2 separate regions of the Homo sapiens genome follow, and region 2 is linked to region 1. The links are chromatin loops, found by intact Hi-C in ENCODE. Cell type or tissue: mammary epithelial cell. All regions are shown on one strand. Links, peaks and the distances in the headings refer to the core of each region. The heading gives the core; the rest is flanking DNA.

What was found. Peaks named below come from ENCODE experiments on the same cell type or tissue, not always from the same donor. Only the 100,000 strongest peaks of a DNase experiment are listed, where the experiment ranks them.
Region 2: a loop joins it to region 1, with 5 times the contacts of the local background. A loop is called at or near these places in 2 of 110 quality-filtered maps.

Annotation. Positions count from the first base shown.
Region 1 is chr13:101,644,869-101,655,228 of GRCh38, reverse strand. All of the region lies in intron 7 of ITGBL1 (integrin subunit beta like 1), which reads right to left. Among named protein-coding and RNA genes, the nearest start is that of ITGBL1, 200 kb to the right of the region's middle. In mammary epithelial cell, for the core only: no CTCF peak of the experiment used is centred there; a DNase peak (open chromatin) is centred at 5,568.
Region 2 is chr13:101,701,847-101,712,206 of GRCh38, reverse strand. It overlaps ITGBL1 (integrin subunit beta like 1), which reads right to left. Exons shown (of 11, transcript NM_004791.3): 9 at 5,305-5,451. FGF14 (fibroblast growth factor 14) reads left to right here. Exons shown (of 5, transcript NM_004115.4): 5 at 1-1,403. Among named protein-coding and RNA genes, the nearest start is that of FGF14, 210 kb to the left of the region's middle. RefSeq lists an enhancer at 3,734-4,258. In mammary epithelial cell, for the core only: no CTCF peak of the experiment used is centred there; a DNase peak (open chromatin) is centred at 5,376; H3K27me3 peaks cover 715 bases.

The sequences.
Region 1 (10,360 bases), core at 1,116-9,115:
GTGGTGAGATTTCAAGGGCAGGGTGCTTTGATGAATTAATTCTCCTCTTTGCCAAGATCCCCGCCTTCATGGCACACTTTGCTTTTAAGCAAGTGCATCATTCCTTGCATCACTTTCACCTCAGTCATCTTCAGAAATCTGTCTCCAGATTGCACGCCACCAAAAGGAAATGCGTCACTATTCTGATCTATTCCTCGTGGCCCCTTCTCCTCTGCACTCCCTTCCTAATGTCTGTGAAATTTAATCTGTCATCACCAAGGTCATCTATACCCATACACCTTCTTCTCTGAACATTGCTTTTATCTTTTTGCTCTAACTGAAATCTGCCTGTTCCTCAGCACTGCTTTGACCCTTTCTTCTTGGTTTCCAGGTCTCTCCTCCCAGACCTGGAAATGTTGCTTTGTCCCCAGCCTTTCCCATAAGTAGACTTTCTCCCTGGGTGGTTGCATCCAGGCCCAGAGCTTTACACCGATCTGCATTCTGAAGACATGACATCTACATGTCTAACACAGACTTCTCTTTTTACTTTCAGACGTGTGTATTGAACTTCTCACTTTATATCATAAGCACCTCAAATGTAACATGACCGAAGGAGAACCACTGATTTGCCCATGCCACCATCGAGTCAGCTCCTCAATGCCTTCTGTTTCTCTGTTAATGGCATGACTCTTCAGACAGTAACTCAGACCAAAAATGACCTTGATTCCTCCCTTTCACTCATATTCCAAATCTCAAACCTTTGGTAAAATGGATGTCAAATGGAAATTATGATACCATTTCCACCGCTCCCAGTCTAAGCCACCATCATCTTCTACCTGAACTCCTGTTGTGTTTCTTAGTTGGCCTTTGTCCCCACCTTCGGGTCCCTGGAGGCATCCACCACATAGCAGCCACAGTGATCTCTCAAAGGAAAGAAAAGTATGTCACCTTCCCCTTCTAAAAATCTTCCAAGGGCCTTCATTAATTTGGAATAAAATCCAAACTTGGACTTCAGGGCCCTGCATGGTCTGTTTTCAGAACAAGATCTGAACTCATCTTTCTCTGTTCCTCGGCCTCAGTTATGATCATCTGAACACAGTGATCCTTTTCGTTCCTGAAATCGGCAAACTTGGCATTTTTTATTTGTTGTTACTTCCGCTTGTAAAGAATTCCCCCCAAATTTTGTTCACTGTCTTGTCATTTATTTCTCAACACATAAGTCATCTAAGAAGCCTTCTCAGGCCAGGCACAGTGGCTCATGCCTGTAATCCCAGCACTTTAGGAGGCGGAGGTGGGCAGATCACGAAGTCAAGAGATCGAGACCATCCTGGCCAACATGGTGAAACCCTGTCTCTACTAAAAATACAAAAAAAAAAAAACAAAAAACAAAAAAAGTAGCTGGGCATGGTGGTGCGCACCTGTAGTCCCAGCTACTCGGGAGTCTGAGGCAGGAGAATCACTTAAACCCAGGAGGCAGAGGTTGCAGTGAGCCGAGATTGTGCCACTGCACTCCAGCCTGGCGACAGAGTGAGACTCTGTCTCAAAAAAAAAGAAGCCTTCTCTACCACCCATATTCATCTCTTACTGTGTGGTCATAGTTCATAATAGCACTTGCCAAAAGCATGTATTGTCTTGCTGCCTATTTACATGTTTTTGGAGCCCTCTTCTTACTAATTAAAATGTATGCACTTAAAGTCAAAGATTCTATTTTGAACACCAATGTAATTCACATATGTACCTAACATATATTTGTTGACTGACTTTTGTTGATTGATTTTGGTCATGTTTTTAGTGCTGCATTTCCTTTTCCCATTTATTCTGAACTCTTCATGATCCCAGAATTCCACTTTTCTTCCTTCTTACTCTTAAATATAATGAATCTGATAAAATCAGTGATATCCCAATATTCACCTGAATAAATTCAGAAGTATCTCTTATATGGTCAAGCTTCTTCACCTCAACACTAGTAACAGGCTTTTCCACCATGATACTGGCCTCAGTTAGTCAATGGCACAAATTTCTCCTTCCTTCCTTCCTTTCTCCTTTCCTCCCCTCCTCCTCCTCCTCCTCTTCTTCTCTTCTTTGTTTCTCCTCCTCCTCCTCCCCCTCCCCCTTGTTTCCTTCCTTCCTTCCTTCTTTTTCTTTCTTTGTTTCTTTCTCAGTTTCACTCTTGTTGCCCAGGCTGGAGTGCGGTGGCGTGATCTCGGCTCACTGCAACCTCCACCTCCCGGGTTCGAGCAATTCTCCTGCTTCAGCCTCCCGAGTAGCTGGATTACAGGCATGTACCACCATGCCTGGCTAATTTTGTATTTTTAGTAGAGACAGGGTTTCTCCATGTTGGTCAGGCTGGTCTCAAACTCTCGACCTCCAGTGATCTGCCCGCCTCGGCCTCCCAAAGTGCTGGGATTACAGGCACGAGCCACCACACCCGGCCGCTCAAGTTTCTTATTCTGTGATGATCACTATATTGAGGTAACTTTGGTGCGTCTATTTCCTTCTCGTGCATTTTGGGTGTTTCTGAGGAAACACTTCTTGAACCTTCTTCCAGTCTTCCCCATCTAGAAGTTGATAGGTTTGAACAATTGTAACAAAGCTCTTGTAAGGGAGTAGATATTCACTGACACCTTCATTGTCCTCAGACAAAAAATTTGGATTCTCCACCTATGGGTTCTAGGTCTGGGACTTCTGAAAATGTCCTGAAATCACAGGTATGCAAGAAATAGGCCTGCCCTGAAGCATCTGTGTGACTATGACCAGTCAACTAGTTTCCTGGCATTATACTAAATATTCCTTGTCCACTGTTTGATTCTTCTCCACCATGACCCTATAAAGAGGGTTCTGTTTTTATCAGTTTTTCAGATGAGGCACATAGACTTACAGGGTTTAGGTAACTTACATAAGGTCACATGGCCACCCTGTTGCTGAAAAAATGTAAAAAAAATTAACTAGGTGTGGTGGCATGCACCTGCAGGCCCAGATCCTCTGGAGGCTGAGGCAGGAGGATCTCTTGAGTCCATGAGTTTGAGGCTGCAGTGAGCCATGAATGCACCACTGCACTCTAGCCTGGGCGACATGACTTCTTGGTCTTTTGGCTAAGATAAAGTGTAGCCTGAACTACAGAGTGAGATCCTGTCTCTAAAAATAAATAAATAAATAAATAATTTTTTTTAAAAAGTCACATGGTAACCAAAACAGCATGGTACTGGTACAAAACAGACACATAGACCAATGCAACAGAATAGAGAACTCAGAAATAAGACTGCACATCTATAACCATCTGATCTTCAACAAACCTGACGAAAACAAGCAATGGGGAAAGAACTCCTTACTTAATGAGTGGTGCTGGGAGAATTGGCTAGCCATACGCAGAAAATGGAAACTGGACCCCTTCCTTACATCTTATATAAAAATTAACTCAGGATGGATTAAAGACTTCAATGTAAAACCCAAAACTATAAAAACCCTAGAAGAAAATCTAGGTAATACCATTTAGGACATAGACCCGGGCAAAAATTTCATGATGAAAACGTCAAAAGCAATTGCAACAAAAGCAAAAATTGACTAATAAGATCTAATTACACTAAAGAGCATCTGGACAGCAAAAGAAACTATTATCAGAGTGAACACACAACCTACAGAATGGGAAAAAATTTTTGCCTTCTATCCATCTGACAAAGGTCTAATATCCAGAGTCTACAAGGAACTTAAACAAATTTATAAGAAAAAAACAAACAACCCCATTAAAAAGTGGGCAAAGGACATGAACAGAAACTTCTCAAAATAAGACATTCATGCGACCAACAAATATACGAAAAAAGGTCAACATCACTGATCATTAGAGGTCAACATCACTGATCATTAGAGAAACGTAAATCAAAACTACAATGAGATACCATCTCGTACCAGTCAGAATAGCCTTTATTAAAAAGTCAAGAAACAACAGATGCTGGAGAGGTTGCAGACAAAAAGGAATGCTTTTACGCTGTTGGTGGGAGTGTAAATTAGTTCAACCATTGTGGAAGACAGTGTGGAGATTCCTCAAAGATCTAGAAGCATAAATACCCTTTGACCCAGCAATTTCATTACTGGGTATATACCTAAAGGAATATAATTCCTTCTACTATAAAGATAAATGCATGGATATGTTCACTGTAGCACTATTCACAATAGCAAAGACGTGCAATCAACCCAAATGCCCATCAATGATAGACTAAAGAAAATGTGGTACACATACACCATGAAATACTATGCAGCCATAAAAAGGAAAAAGATCATGTCCTTTGCAGGGACATGGATGGAGCTGGAATCCATAATCCTCAGCAAACTACCACAGGAACAGAAAACCAAACACTGCACGTTCTCACTTATAAGTAGGAGCTTAACAATGAGAACACATGGACATATCAGTGGGCTGTGGGGGAGCAGAACACACACTGGGGTCTGTCAAAAGGGGGACATGGGAGGAGGAATATCATCAGGAAGAAAAGCTAATGGGTGCTTGGCTTAATACCTAGGTGATGGGCGGATCTGTACAGCAAACCACCATGGCACATGTTTACCTATGTAACAAACCTGCATATCCCGCACATGTACCCTAGAAATTAAAAGTTGACTAAAAAAAAAAAAAAAGAAAAAAAAGAAGTCACCTGGCCAGCAGATGGGGAGCCAGAACTTGATCCAATTTTTGTATTTCTCAAAATTTGCATTTTAAATCACTGGTGATACTTACTTTTTATTTTGGACAAATGCTAAAGAAAAGTAATTAATATTTTCAATTACCATGAATGTATTTATGCTTTTCAACATGAAATAAGGGTCATGATATAAAAATTACTGTCAAAGGAAGATACTGGGAAAATATATAATACAAACATTCAAGTATTTACCATAAGGTACAAGAAAAAAAAATGTATATCATCTCCTTATAAACACATTTGCAAAACAATTAGTTCATTTAAACACAAACTAACTTAATATTCTTCCTAAAAGAAAGAAAGTAAAGTACAGCTTCTAATGCTGTTAGTATATATCTGAGAAAATATAAGACCACGGTGCAGGGCAACAATTACATTTACTTTAATCAAAAAGTTTTTGAGCATTTTAGAATCTGATGAGAAAGCTGAGACCCAACAGTACCATGAGCATTAAGAGGACAATGCATTTTCAGAAAAAAACGCTAATTATCTCTCTCAGTCTCTCTCTCTCTTGCTTTTATTCTTACTCTAAATCCTTCTCAGGTGTCTTACACTTTATTGGGCAGAGCAGACAAATAATCCTACATGTTATAACTCAAGGTGGTAAGAATGTGGGAAATGTAACTAGATCACAGATATCTGGTTCCAGCCCTGAGAGCTTCTTGAAAAAGGTCACACTTTCACTGAGGTTTGAAGTGAAACTAAGAGGGTATGGTAGAGGAAAGGAATCTAGACGTGTCCTAAAGTCTTAATAAACTTTAAGCTGAAAAATTAGAAAATAAAATTTTGGCCAGATTACCTTGAAGGTAGTGTGGTGAATACATAAATCAAAGTGTACAAGATGAGTAATAGGCTGGTCAGTAAGAGCAGCCAAAGGCTCTTGAGCAATACAATTGAGAAATCATGATCCTTGCTAAGGTTGTGACAGAAGCATCTAGGCGATCAGACATTACCTCATTGGACTGGAAAAAAAATATCTAAACAAGTATAGATTTCCATGAGAAATATCATCCGCAGGTCCCTTACCTTGACAATATTTTTAAAAATCTCTAATTCAAAATGTAGCTCTGCTATTCACACTTTAATTTCTTTAATCATTTATTTAGGAACCCTTCTTACATTGACCTTATAGTCTAATTGAGAAAGACAGAAATCCACAGTAGAAAAGGAAATATTTAATATATTCCTTATGTAAACAAGCCACCAATGCAAGTTGCTGATTTCAGGACTTTATTGTACTTCCTCCTCACAAATAATAGGAAGACACATCCCTTGTGTTTTGAATAATTTCTCAGTTCACAACTGTCTCATTTCAGAGTTGACCATAAAAATATGAATCAGAGAAACAGATGTGTTTTCACATTTAAATTTCAATAAAAATTGAATATCTGTGAACCACAAAAGTGAACAGATGTTTAAAAGCCAACAAGACTCTAAAACTAAAATTACCAATTTCTTGATTCATATGCATACTCCTCTTTATTAAGAATAAAAGTGTGTTAATCATAATTTTAATTATGGCTCTTATCACTCTTTAAAATCTTATGTAGATGTCTCATATTCCTAGTATGTCAATCTTAGTATCACTTATCATGCATATACAGAGAAATGCACAAATCATGAATTCATGACTCAATGAATTGTCATAAAGTGAACAGATCAATTTAACACTCAAGTGAAAGAAAATAATATTACTAACACCCCCAGATTTCCTCTTCTGTCCCCCACCAACTCCACCACTAACCTAGCTTCTATTACTGTAGATCAATTTTTGAAATTTTTGTAATTGGAATTATGCAGAATATACTCTTTCATGTCTAACATTGTTGCTAGGATAGTTGTACAACTAATTTTTTCTTATATTCTTATTTTCTATGAACTTTATTTAATAATTTTAATGGTTTTCCAGAAATTACTTTATGTCATTGGTGAACAATAACAGTTTATTTCTTCCCTTCCATTTGTTATGTCTTTTTATAATTTTCTTGCCTTTATATATGGACTAAGTTCACCAAAACAATGATGAATACAAGTGGTGCTATCAGGCATCCTTGCCTTGTCCTCGATCACTGGGAGAAAGCTTTAAATATTTCATCATTAAATGTCTATCTCTTATTTGTTTTGACTAATTCTCTCTTCTGTTATGCCCAATCTGTGTTAAACGCACTACTTGAGTTCTCGATCTTAGTTACTGCATTCTTTTACTGATTCTAAATATCTTTTGAATTCTATATCTTGTCCTCTCTTAAACATATATCACACATATTTGATAATTCCAATATCTGTCTCACCTTTCTCTTTCTATCATCTGTATTTCCTAACAGTCCTAGTTTGTTGTTGTCTGCTTATTTGTTTTGTTTGTTTGGATATATTTTTATTGAATGTAGGACACTGTAGAAGCTCTGAACGGTGTAATAATTCTCCTGAAATAATTTATCCTATTGTCTGGCAGTCATCAAAATTAGGGGTAGATCTCACAAGTCCAATCAGCGACTGAGCTGATGCCAGGGAGGTGGCAGTCTTTGCTAGGTTTGATCTCTCTGATTCACCAATACTTCCATACGCTTCTGTAAGAACATGAGGTCCATGCTTCTTCATGGATGTTGAAATTCAGTATTTGTTTTCCAAGCACACCAGCGCTCCCACCAGTTCTAATCAATTTGTTAGTCACTTTCTTCTTGGCTTCTTATTCTCTAATCTTTCACTGTTCTTGAATTGGCAAATGCTTTGGAGAAAAAAACCAGGGTGGAATAGCTGGCTCCCTTTTTCGCACCTCCTTTGTCTCCAAGGTCATGACCCAAAAGGGCTGGTGGCTTTAAAAGTCTCAACCTTCTATATTTTCTTCCAACCCTGTAAGAACCCAGAAAGTTCTGACATCTTCTCTTCTTATATCCAAGTTATCTGCTGAACTTCTCACCCTCTTTCCCTGCACAGGGTAAAATTCAGCAAATGGCCTGAGAGGGAAGAATTGCACACCCAAATCAGCTTCTTTTCCCTATGAGATCTGGGTTTCTCAAGCACTGGCTGCCTTAACGGCATTCCCATTCCTTCAAATATATTTTTTTTTGTTGGTATTTTATACAGCTTTTCTTGTTGACTTTGTCAGTAGCATTGGTCTGCTAAAACTATTTCATCATAAAAAGAAACTGAACCACATATTAATTTTTAAAATGTGTTAACAATAAAATTTTTCAATAAAAATCTTGTATTATAAATGAATTATAGACAAATATTTTCTCATCATAGATGGTTTTGAAAATGAAAAATATTAATTTGGATAACTATTTCTATTACTACTGAATTACTTGCTTGAGGTTAATTAATTTCTATAATTGTGGTAAACAGAAGTCTAAAAATTTATTCTCATGATTATGTGGCATTTTTGTTCTCATCTGTCCTAGAAATTGACTTCATATATTTCAGTGAATAACAAACATCATGCTAACTAAGATATTTAACACATTTTAATGACTGAACAAATATAGATTCACTGTCTAAAATGGGAAAATAAAAAAAGAGATGAAAACAAGAGTAATACATAATTGTACCACTCAGGGTCTATTACTTTTAGATTTTTGGCCCATTTAATTTCTATTATTTCTTGTTAACGGATTATATACAATATATGTTATAAAACTCCAGGATTTAGCTTTTGATATTTGAATTTCTTTCTCCAACTGAACCTCTCTTGCATCTTTGAATCTTACTTATTTTACATATGACATCAGTAACATCTCATGTCTTTCACTGTCCTTTGAAAAGTTTTTTCCTTTTTGTTTTGTTTTGTTTTAGTGTGGTTCAGCATTCTATTTAACCATTTAATTCTCTTATTAGATTTTTAGGTTGCTTTCTTTTTTCCAATATTAGAAATTAAATTTCAAAGATTGTATTAATACATATATATAAACCTTTGCATTTTGTAGCATTTACTGAGGTAGACTCTGTAAAATAAAACTACTTGGGAAAGGGGTATAGATGTTTAAGGCTCTTTATTCACACTGGCCAGTTACTCCACGGTGAATTCTTATCAACCCTGAATGTCACTAAAAACATCCTTCCAATTTATAAGTAAAAAAGTTTCATATTTCCAAATTAATGGAACTTTTATATATACATTTTAATTACTTTTTTTTAACCTTTGGGTAAGTTATTTCTTAAGGTTCTTTGACCATTCGTTTATGTAATTTGCAATCTTCATATATTTTTTAGGCTTTTTCACATTAAGAATGATTTTTTTTTAACTGAAATACAACAAGGTAAAATAATTACACCTGGTGGCTCTCAAAAGGAAACACCCATTACTGTAAAAGAGTTTTATTCTTAGGGAAACTCAGTGGAGTGGTGGAATATGTGAGAGACTACAACAAGAAGCATACTGTCCTCAAAATGGTGCTTGCAGTTCACGCCATTGCAGATGCAAAGAAACAATGAAGGGTAAAAGCCAATGGAAACACATCAATCAAAGGTGGATACTGTCCAGCAGCTCTGTTCCTCCCTCTGAGCACTCACTCTTTGGCATTAATCATTATTAACTGCTTTCATTAGGCAGAGAACAGCATTATATTGCTCCTCCAGCAAAACTGGAGACTGTTTCTGAAGTCAGATGCAAGAGAAGTTCAGTTGGAGAAAACAAAAAATTCAAATATCAAAAGCTAAATACTAGGATTTTTCCCCACTTAATTTCCAAAAAACAAAAAATAAATTATCCCAGAACACAAAATATGAGAAATGAGAATTTATAAAACACACTTACCTAAACTCAGTCTCCTTACCCACGTGTCCCTCCTGCGTGAGGCAGTTGCGGGGCATGAACCTCATGCTATGCCCATCCCTGAGCTTTTCATCTTCACTTCTTAGAGCCCGTATTCAGATTCCCTGTCTCACTCCCTGGCTGCTTACCTGGCTCACCCCAGAGAAGGCTTTTGCATAGAACCTGCAAACTATGCCTCAAGGTATTGATTATACTTAATTTCCCCGAATGAGAGAAAAAGCAATGAGAATGCTAGTTGCCTATACAATATAATGACCCCCTTGTTTCTTAGAGACAAATTTTTTTTTTCAGGTTTATAATGTGCCCAAATACGAAGCTCTATTCCCAGGCTCATTCACAGATAGGCATAGCTATATCCTGTCGAATGCAATCAAAGTCAATGAAATATAATTGTATGAAAAAGAAACAGAAGCCACTGAGTGGGCTCCTGAAAAGGTGGCTTTAAAGGTGTCAAGTTCTTTACTTAAAGAATAAGCAATGTCGTTTTGTTTTCCCTTGGCATTTTACTTTCTTCCTTCCTGAGACGCAGGGATGACTCTAGGGTCCCTGCAGATATCTTAGAGCATGAGTGCAAGTGTGGTTCCATCTTACAGACCACAAGCCAAAGCAAGCCTTGGTCTCTGATGAGAGACTTGGTCATGTTACACAGTGGTCACACCAGCCCTAACCTGCCTACCTTTACACTTCCTCAAAATAAGACCTCCCTCAAAATTTGTTTAAACTGCCATTTGATTGGGAGGGGGTGTGTCTGTTATTGAGTCAAAAATTATTCCTGAGTAATGCAATTCTCCAATTTACTTATCTGGTCTCTATTTTCCATTGCTGCTTATTTTGATGACATTCATCTTCTATCTAAAATCCTTTTATCTGAAACTGACAATATTTTCTCTCCAAGAATCTAGTTCTTAAGGTATTA
Region 2 (10,360 bases), core at 776-8,775, 57 kb before region 1:
ATGCTCAGTGCATCTTAGAGGTAGGAAATTATTCTACTGCTTGTGAAACTAGAACTAGATAGCACATAGTAATAACACAGTGTGAATAGTTATTAGGACCTATTATAGCACTTTTCCTGTAGAACGCTCTAGCTGTTTTCTTCCATAACATGGGTCAAATTGTGCCTCTCTTAAATGGGAAGCACACAGGGAGAGGGTTCCATCAGACAGATGTAGGCTGCATGACTATCAAGAGGTGAGAAATGGTTCAACTCAGCTGGCCAAGACCCACTCACACCCCTGAGACCCAGCCTAGCCAGAGAACAGCTGGCTGATCTTGGCAGGAGTTTTAGGGCAGATAGTTCATCACCACAGCACCACTAATCCATTCATTTTCTTTCTCAATATAAGGACCCTTGAGAATGTTCCCATCTCCCTTCTGTGCATTTTTGCTGGCTTCCATCCCTGGGGAATCAGCCACATTTTCTCATGTGTCTTCAGGGCATCTTAGGACATAGGAAGGGGAAAGAAATGAAATTTTACCTTCAAAGATGAGAATGGAAGAGAGAATAAAGGAAACTGTCCTGGACCTCACAGGCAATAAACAAACAGTTAACTGAAGACTTCACTCTGATTCAATCCACTCTTCTTTTTAGTGATCTGCCTATCTGTGATGTATCTCCAGGCAAAAACTTTCATATACAGTAGTTTAAAAATGAGCTGTTTCTTCCTGCAGGTCTGACTGCACAGGCATATTGAGCGAGGCAACTTGAACACCAGGCTGAGGCCGATTTTGTGAAGCATCTTTCACTCTTTCTCTTTTCTGGGGATGTGGGACAGGTTGTGGGTGGGTGAGTGTGTGTGTATGCTGGACTTCTTTGGAAGATGTGGGACCCAAGAAGTATCACTGTGAGAGTTTAAGGAGACAGTTAATGACATGTGTTTACAGCCATTGTCACACAACAGCATCTGTAAGAAGATTGGACGTGATTATCTGGATCTAGCTTGAAGTAGTCAAGGCAAAGATATAATTGTGTAGTCTTGAAGCCAAATAAATCCCCAAATGAACAAAACAACCCACAATGAATTATATCATGTACTTTGCAAAGGTAGCTAAGCTTAGGGAAGACCCGGCACTGCACTAACCTCATCTCTCTTGGTTATTCACAAAAACAATTTGAGTCTAAGGGCAAGGCACCTTTGTCAGTTGCCCATTCCATTACTAATGTTGGACTTTCTTTTTCATTCAAGCCTGACAAAATGCTGCAACCTGACATCCCAGCAGGCAGTTTTCACTATTGTACTAACTACTCCATCTGTTATGAAGGTCACAAGAATGTATCTTGTTTTAAATTTTTCTATGGAGTGATTTATTGTCTTGGCTATAAATTTGTAAAGAAATAAAACGCTATTTCTTCATCGTCTCCTGAGGTGACAGCTTTATTCACAGCTCATGGGAAGTGCACGTTTCAGCCTTTTGGTGGGTACAGGCCACCAAGCTGTGTGCCATGGCGATCTCATGCCCACTGCTAAGATCTGTCCCATAATCAAATAAAGAAAGAACTTGAACATCTTTTGTGACCATCAGGGTGAGGGACTTTCATTGACAAATTTGAGAAAAATGATAGAAAATTTGGACAAGTCCATGAAATTGATCTAGAAATACATGGCCCCAGTCAAAAAATCGGAAACAGGTTTTTCTTTTCCATCACCATGTTAAAGTCCCTTAGTCTATTTCATGCATTACTTTTCCTGTGGTTCTCAGGGTGGGTTGTGGGGTAGTGCTCCCCACTGGAACCAGGAGTAACTGTGGCATCCCCATTATCCTCTGCGCCTATCATAGATCACAGTTCCATGATCCTGGTTTTATCCCCTTTCGTCATCGATAATCCAGCATTGATGTCTCCATAAAAGGGGAAAAGAAGGGAGATCACGATCAGCTGCTGCCAACAGTCCGGAGGCCGGTCCACTAACATGAATGTCAAAATGTGCAGCCTTGAGGCAGCTTTCATATTCCCTTTTAAGTTTAAGGACTCCCAAACTCCCTACCCATTGAAGGATAAACAAATAGTTTACACAAATATGCTTTCAACCCTTCATTGATCTCTGAATATATCGCCACCTCCCAAAGCAAACAATTTGCAAAGGCATTAGCTAGAGGGACTCTTTGGCTTTGTTTTGTTTTGTTTTCAGGAAATGCCTTTGAGTCAATATTTAGTCAACCTATTTTTTTCTTTGTATTTTCTACATTTATGATGCTGAAAGATGAGAATCTTTCCTAGGGCTGTAATGACTTTCATAAGCATATTTATTTTCTGAGAAGAAACAACTCTTGTTACATGACCTTCAGTTTAGGAAATGGAAGACTGCTATTTGTTACCCTGGAGGGTATGGCTTTGTGTGTTCTTCCTGTACTCGCAGTTGGACAGGTCTTAGGGAAGACCCGCTTATGGAAAGTGTTAATGATTCAATAGTGAGCGTAGTAAACACACAAACACAAACAATAGTTGACTCTTAAAATAAACAAATATAAATAAGCACACTAGTGTTTTAATATGTATGGGTATCTTTTTCAGTAGAGCTTCTGTGAAAAGCTTCTATTCTTATCCCAGTGACAATGCCATTACAGAAAACCAAGTAAAAAAGTATCTAAACTTAAGTGCTCTATGTCTGAAGCCATGCTCAGAGGAAAAAAAAATCTAATTCAAAAACGATTCATTCTCAGTATCTTTTTATACACAGATCATTCCCCTCTGATAACATCTCTTTTATTCTCTCCTACTTCTCTCTTGCAGTTTAATTCCATCCCTGCCTCCTTTCCTGCTTTTCTTTTTTTTTTTTTTTTTTTTTTTTTTTGAGACGGAGTCTCGCTCTGTCACCCAGGCCGGACTGCGGACTGCAGTGGCGCAATCTCGGCTCACTGCAAGCTCCGCTTCCCGGGTTCACGCCATTCTCCTGCCTCAGCCTCCCGAGTAGCTGGGACTACAGGCGCCCGCCACCGCGCCCGGCTAATTTTTTGTATTTTTAGTAGAGACGGGGTTTCACCTTGTTAGCCAGGATGGTCTCGATCTCCTGACCTCATGATCCACCCGCCTCGGCCTCCCAAAGTGCTGGGATTACAGGCGTGAGCCACCGCGCCCGGCCTCCTGCTTTTCTTCCTTAATCTCCTTCTCCCCAATTCTTTCCCTTGTTTTCTTCCTTTTAACCTTTCCTTCTTTTTGGTTGTCCCAACACAGCTTGAATTCAAGGTAGGTGTTTCTAGGGGCTGAAGCCCCCTGAGAACAGAACTGGTGGAAGATCTGTTTGGGGCTTGAGATTAGATTGAATTAGTGAGAGAACAAACAAGGCACAAAGCGATTGCTTTAAACTCATTTTCCACCTGCCTGCTGTAATGACATTAGGTTGATGGCATGGCCTCCTTGCCTGAGCATTGTAAATACAAGTGTTGAACACAGAACTCCTGGAAACCAAGGACACTGTCATCTATTGAAGTGAATACATCTGCATTCATTTTCATCCCCCTTCTTGGCACCACAGATAGTCACAGCATCCATCCTCTTTGATGTCTGAAGTTCTGCCAAAAAGTCTCTTTCAACTTGATAGCATTGGTCTTGCATACGAGGCAAAACAAAAGCTACTGTTTAGGGGACACACGGCACATCTTGCTTCAGAGACCTCCTTCCTTCGTGTGTGGCAGCCTCACTGGTGTGGTTCTTTGGCAACAGGATTCAGTGTCTCTAGCACACTTTTGCTTTGCTGTCTTCTTCAGAAAATTATTTACCTGGTCATCCTGACCAGCAGAGGTTTTGAGGGTAAATGAAGCTTCAGCCAGAGCTGTGCCTTGTCAGAAAAAAAAAAGTGTGTCTGTGGTGTAAAGAGGATACTGAGCTGAAGAGGAGAGCTGGGAAGCCCCTAACTTCAGTTTCTTTGAAGCGCTGCTCCCCAGACATGAGGTGAGAATCTTTCAGGCTCCCTGTGTCTTCCTAGTCACTAGCAAAGAAGAACACAACAGCTTTCTAGATGATGCCATATGCATTACAATGGCAGGATTTTAAAGTCCCTTCAAGAATAGTATACAGAAACATCAAAATCAAGGTGTTCAAAATTTAATCTATTAGCATTCTTTACTCAGGGGAATCCTCTTCCAATTTGTGTGTATGTGTGTGTGTGTGTGTGTGTGTGTGTGTGTGTGTGTGTGTGTTTGCATGTGTGTAGGATGGGAGATGGAGAAGGCTTGCTTTTTCCTTTAATATGTTTCCATGGCAAATGTTTTATTGGGTTGGTGGCTTCTATTCAACCAACTTGTAGGTTATAACCATTTGGCAGGCTTTTGTTTTCTTTGTTTAATTATTACCTTTTTTTTTTTTTTTTCTGGGAGATGGAGTCTTGCTCTGTTGCCCAGGCTGGAGTGCAGTGGTGTGATCTCAGTTTACTGCGACCTCCACGTCCTGGGTTTAAGCTCCTCCCCTGCCCCAGCCTCTCAAGTAACTGTAATTACAGGTGTGAGCCACAATGCCTGGCTAATTTTTTTGTGTTTTTTTTAATAGAGTAGATTTTTGTATTTTTCACCACGTTGGCCAGGCTGGTCTAGAACTCCTGACCTCAAGTGATCCACCCGCCTTGGCCTCCCAAAGTGCTAGAATTACAGGCATGGGCCACGGTGCCCAACCGAACAATTACCTATTTTCTTATATCAGGCTGCACATGTTTACTTGGAACAATTGGTGATTTTTAGGGCAAAGAAAATTCCATCAGACTTGTGGGATACTACCCCTCCCCCATAGCTTTTCTTTCCTTTTTAAAAAAATTAAACTAAATTAAATATTTTGTCTCCTTTTATGTCTTCTCACACCTTCAATCTTCCCCTGCTCCACATACAGCTAAATAATTTAGCCCCAGAAGTTCCCAAAGTCATATCTTTGGGCAGCTCAGATGCTTGTGATTACTTTTCTGTAGTTCTGAGCTGTGTTGTTTCAGAGGTGAGCCCAATAATCATTCTTTTGCCTTTTTTCCCCATTTTTGGGTCCATTTAGTATCTGGTATATTTTGTTGTCCTAATTTCTTGATAAAAGTATTAATTCTATTTCATTCAGCAATAACTTTGCATACAAGGATATTTTTGCATGAATCCTCTCACACGCATTTCATTTTCTTAGATCCAAAACTTCATTTGGTTAATCTTCAAGCTTCAAGTTGGGGACAGCAGAGGACATAGTGGTTTGCTTTCATGCAAAGTTCAGTCTGGGAAAGACAGTTGCTACATGCTGTTCTACAAATCATGTGTCAGAACAGGAATGGAGTCCAGGCACCAGCAGAGATACTCACCCTTCCCCGAGCACAATATGCCATCTGCTGATTCACACAGATTCTTGCTTTGTTCTTCCGTCATGTTACACTTCCGCGGATGTTGGCAGAGCTTTCCAAACCATCCTCTCTCACAAACACAGCGACCACAGGAACATGTGCCGTGGCCTGTGAAGCAACCACAGGAAAGGAGTGAGAGGATGAGGAAATAACCAGCTGAAGCAGAGAGTTTTAAGAAAGAAATGTGTAAACCATAGGATCTCATTTCCCATCCAACACATTCTTCTTTATGCATAGTCAATTTGGCATGTAATTGTTTGAAAGAACTTACAACAGAGTTCTAGCTTAACATAATAAATTTGAATGTAGCATAGGAGATGACTTGAGAGAAAGAAATCTTGCAATAATTTTAAATGGAATTATACCACCTTTCTTGATAGAAAATACTTCTTCATTTGCATTTTTATCAGTATGGAGTCTTAGCGCTATTCTTCATTGCACACACCATGCCATCCAGACCAATTTGCAAGGCTAGTCACATTACCACTGGTGGCAGTATTTATTGATTGTTCTCCTATTGCTTACTAATAAAACAAAAGGGTAACTTTCATACAAATGGCATTTGGTACTATATTAGTTTATCTGTATACCTCTCTGCTTACAAATAACAACAGATACAAGTGGAAGTAATGGTGTCTCTCTATTATTGCATAAAAATTAACATTAGCTTGGATTCATGTTTGGCACATTTTTTTTGGTTTGGTTCCTGACATTGGTTCCTGGTTTTTCAGATGTTTATCTTTTGGTATATATGTAACATTGTATTTGTGACAGCTATATACCAGGATGTACACCTGTTTATTGCCTGCCACCAACACACCATTAGATTGCATGATATTCCATTTCAATTTCTTCCATTTCAGTTTCCGCTCGACCCTTTATTCCTTTTCCTGATATGTGCATTACCTTACAGCAGGGTCTCTCTGAATCAACTATTTGCCTAGCGAAGAGTTACTGAGTATCTGTTATCAACAGAGCATTTTGCTATGCACTAGGGGATACAAAATCAAGCACCATGGACAAAGTGGTCCCTGCTCTTCTCCCAGGGACAGATACGCTCATCATTCACACTGATTAGCCTCTCTGAAGCTGTTGACACCGTTCTCTCCTGACCATTTGCTCTGGCAGGACCCTCAGGAGTGAACCTTGCTCCATCTGCTCCCCCTCCATTCAGCTCTCCACAGGGAGGATGAGTAACCAATGCTTAATGGTTTGCAATTAATTATTATAATTATTTTTTCTTTTTTTTTTAGGAGTGATAGGAATTTCTTTAATTTCTACAGAAATCCCTCTAACAGTTTAGTGGAGAATGAAATAGATGGCTGTGAGAATTGAGAGCATGAACGTGTGCAGACTGGTGGAGAAGCCCAAGTTTTGGCATGAGAAATACAGTGAAAAATGCAGTAGAGTAAATGGAGTGAAGGACACTTGCGAGAATGCGGATCGGTAGGACGTGGTAAGTAACTGTGGTGAAAAGGTTTTTGATCACTGAGAGGTAAGCAGAAGTCTCCTGGAGAGGGTTTCTTGGAAAACTATTTTTTTTTGTTGTTGTTGTTTTTTTTTTTTTTTTTGCTTTTTAAATTAAATAAGAGAGATTTTCCCTGGGTTATACCACATCCCTACCTCACAGGCCATGCAACAAGTGCCTCCTAACAGCCAGAGAAGGTCTGGGAGAGCGGTTTTTTAATCCAGCATATGTTGCTCCCCTGGAGAAAATTGGGATCCTGAAAGAAAGACAGGATACTAGGAATGTCTGACATTCTTTTAAAAAATATTCTGGGAAAAACATCGGATACGAATGGGGGACTACTAAATCTGCAAGAAAAATGTCGCTGCCATACCTTTAACATGCACTCAATCAGCAAGTGCTCTGGCACTTTCTAAGGCTAATGACTGTTCTTGTCACACAGGTTAGCAAAAAAGGAAAAAAGTAAATAAATAAACAAATAAATGAGGTAATTGTGGTCTTTTTCACCTAGCTTGATTTACATGCAAAGTAAAAACAAACAAAGAAACAAACAAAAAACCCAAAAACTGAAACCATTAAAGTTTAAAAGTAGCATGCATGTAAACATGTGACCGATAATTGGCTCAGCCAGATCGGAACTGACTCTAGTTCCTCTGATTCCAATGTCTACACTCTTCCCAATGTGTTGCTTTGCTTCTATATTTCACTTTAGAAAGTGAGACACAGCAGGATTTCTTAATTCTTGTCTCTTTCAACCACCACATCATTTGAAGGTATATATTTGATATTCACAGGCACTTTCTCTCCTTGCAAGTCTCTTCTCTATTGGCATGCCACAAAATTCTCTTGGCCTCATTCAACACTCCTCCTTTGTCTCTATTTATTCTTCTACTTTTTTTTTTTTTTTTTTTACTGAATGAATAAGTGCAGGTATTCACCCAATGTTTATCTTTAATCATCTTTTTTAATCTCTCCATAATTTCTTTCTTGAAAAATCCATTAAATTTTGGGCTTTCAGATAACTGCCAAGACCACAGGGCTGTATCTCCAGCCCCTGATTTTCTCCTACATTCCCCTTTCATGATTCCACACTTTGTGTTCTATTAGCATCCCCACTTAATACCTCCAGAGCTACATAGGCAGGGTCCGACCCATAGACCCTGGTGGAACAACGGATGAACAAATGCACCCAGACACAGGTATCCAGTGAAAGAGTGGGCTAGGGGACCAGGCTGCTCACAGACACCAGACACCAAGGAGGGTGCTGTAAAGAGTCAGCAGCCGTGGCCCTGACAAGCTGGCACTGCAGGCATTTATTCAGTATAGATTTAATCACAAAGGCTCTGAGTCAACACACTTGTGGGCAATTTACATGGTCTCTCCCGTCCCCTCCCCTCCCCAGAGAGAGTAGTCCTGCACTCAGATGATCAAAGCCCAGGTTCCAAGGCCTATGTTAACTTACTTATTTAGATTAGTTTCACCAGATAAGAGAATCTGGCTGCCTTCAGCCAAATCCTTTTCCAAAGCTTTTGTAAAATCTTCCAGCCTTCCAAGAAGGTTTGCATCTTCTACAATTTTTCCCACCACCCTGACCGATCTCCTACATCCATATATGATTTTCTTTCCAAAAGCTGCTTGTCTTTCTCATTTCTTTTAATGTAACAGCTATCCTTTCAATCAACCAGTTCATGATGTTTTGAGTCTCATTTGAATTTCCCTTACTGCCCTCATCCAGCTTGTTGTCAAGTCTTGTTGAAACCACCTCCAACATTCCCACTTACATCACCATCACAACGTTGGAAAAAACTTCCTGTCATGTCTCTCCAATACTCTGGCTCGTAGATTCCTACAGCACAACTTGCCTTGATATTTAGTCCCGTATAACTTCCTAATACTCATGGCATAGAGTTTACCTACTCTAGCCTTTGTTATGTTTTAGCTTCTTGAAAAACAGAAGCTACATTTCCAATTGTATTCCTTCTCTTCTCCCTTTAACCAAACTGGCCCATTCATTGTTTCCTGCACATTTGTCATGCTTTTCTGACCTCATGTTTTTGCAGAGGTAGAAGTACCTTTCCCTTACTATACACATTCAGGTTCTGAGTAATTTTCAAAGCTCAGCAAAAAGCGACTACCCTTCTGTGAAGATTTACCTAATATCCCTAAGTGAGACTCATTGTCTCTCCTCTGAATTTCTGTAATACCTTATTTTTTTTTTTTTACCTCCTGTGGAACTTTTTTGACTTCCATCTCATGGTATATAGTTATGTGTCAAATGAATCCACTACTCTACTATGAATTTTCTGAGTATTACTTCTGTCAGCACTGTAGTCTTCAGAGTGCCTAACACAATGCCTGAGACACAGTGGATCTTCAAAAACTTGGAGGAGATTGAAATTGTCTTTTTCAAAACATCTTTCTCATTTTTACCCACAAATCAAACTGTAGAGTAGAGCCAAGTTAGAAAACTGGCACCCCTACGCCCCTATCTACTCAATGAATAATTGTTAAATTGAGTACATCTTTACTTCTCCATGAAAACCAAAGTCCACTTAAAGTCCAGATGTCCTTAAAGAGTTAAATAAAAAGTTGTCCATCTTTGAAGGCAGAGAATCTGTTGTACAAGAAACCAAAAATGAAGAGAAAGAGAGCTTCTAGTACCAGCTCAATTGGGCTATGAACTTCTCAAATGCTCATGTTTCTTACTGACCCTAGGTTGGTAAGAATTATCACAATTTGACACAACTGAAATCATTTAATCTGTATTGCATAGAAAAATATTCTGTCTTTTTTTTGTTTTCTGCCTTTTTTTTTCAAATTTAATTAGTACTATATGGAAAATGAAAATACATATTATGAAAATGTGTAGGATACAGCAAGAGTAATACTTGGAAAGAAATTTACAGCATGAATGCAATCAGAAGCAATGAAAAATATAAAATCAGTGATGTAATCTTTCACTTTAAAACACTAAAGAAGAGCAATATAAAACTAAATTGGTCATAAGAAAAGAAATACAATCAATTCCATGACAAATCAATACAACTGGAAATAGAAAACCAACAGAGAAAATCAATAAAACAAAAGTTGGCTATTTGAAAAGATCAATAAAATTGATAAATATTAGGCCAGGCTAAACAAGTAAAAAGAGAGAAGACACAAATGTTCAATATGAAAATTAAGAGAGAGATGATTATATCTTACCTTATGGACATTAAAAGGATAATAATAGAATATTACAAACAATGATTTGTCCAAGAATCTGATAACCTGGATCATTTGGACCAATTCCGTGAAGACACAATCTATTAAAACCCACATAAAAAGAAACAGATAATTAAAGTAGACCTATGGCTACTTTTTTCTACAATATTTTTTATTATGGTAAAATAGATATAACATAAAATTTACCATCTTAACCATTTTAAGTGTATGGTTCAGTAGCATTAAGTATATTCTCATTGTCGTACAACCATCACCACCATTCATCTCTAGAATATTTTCATCTTCCCAAATTGAAACTAAGCACCCATAAAACAGTAAGTCCCA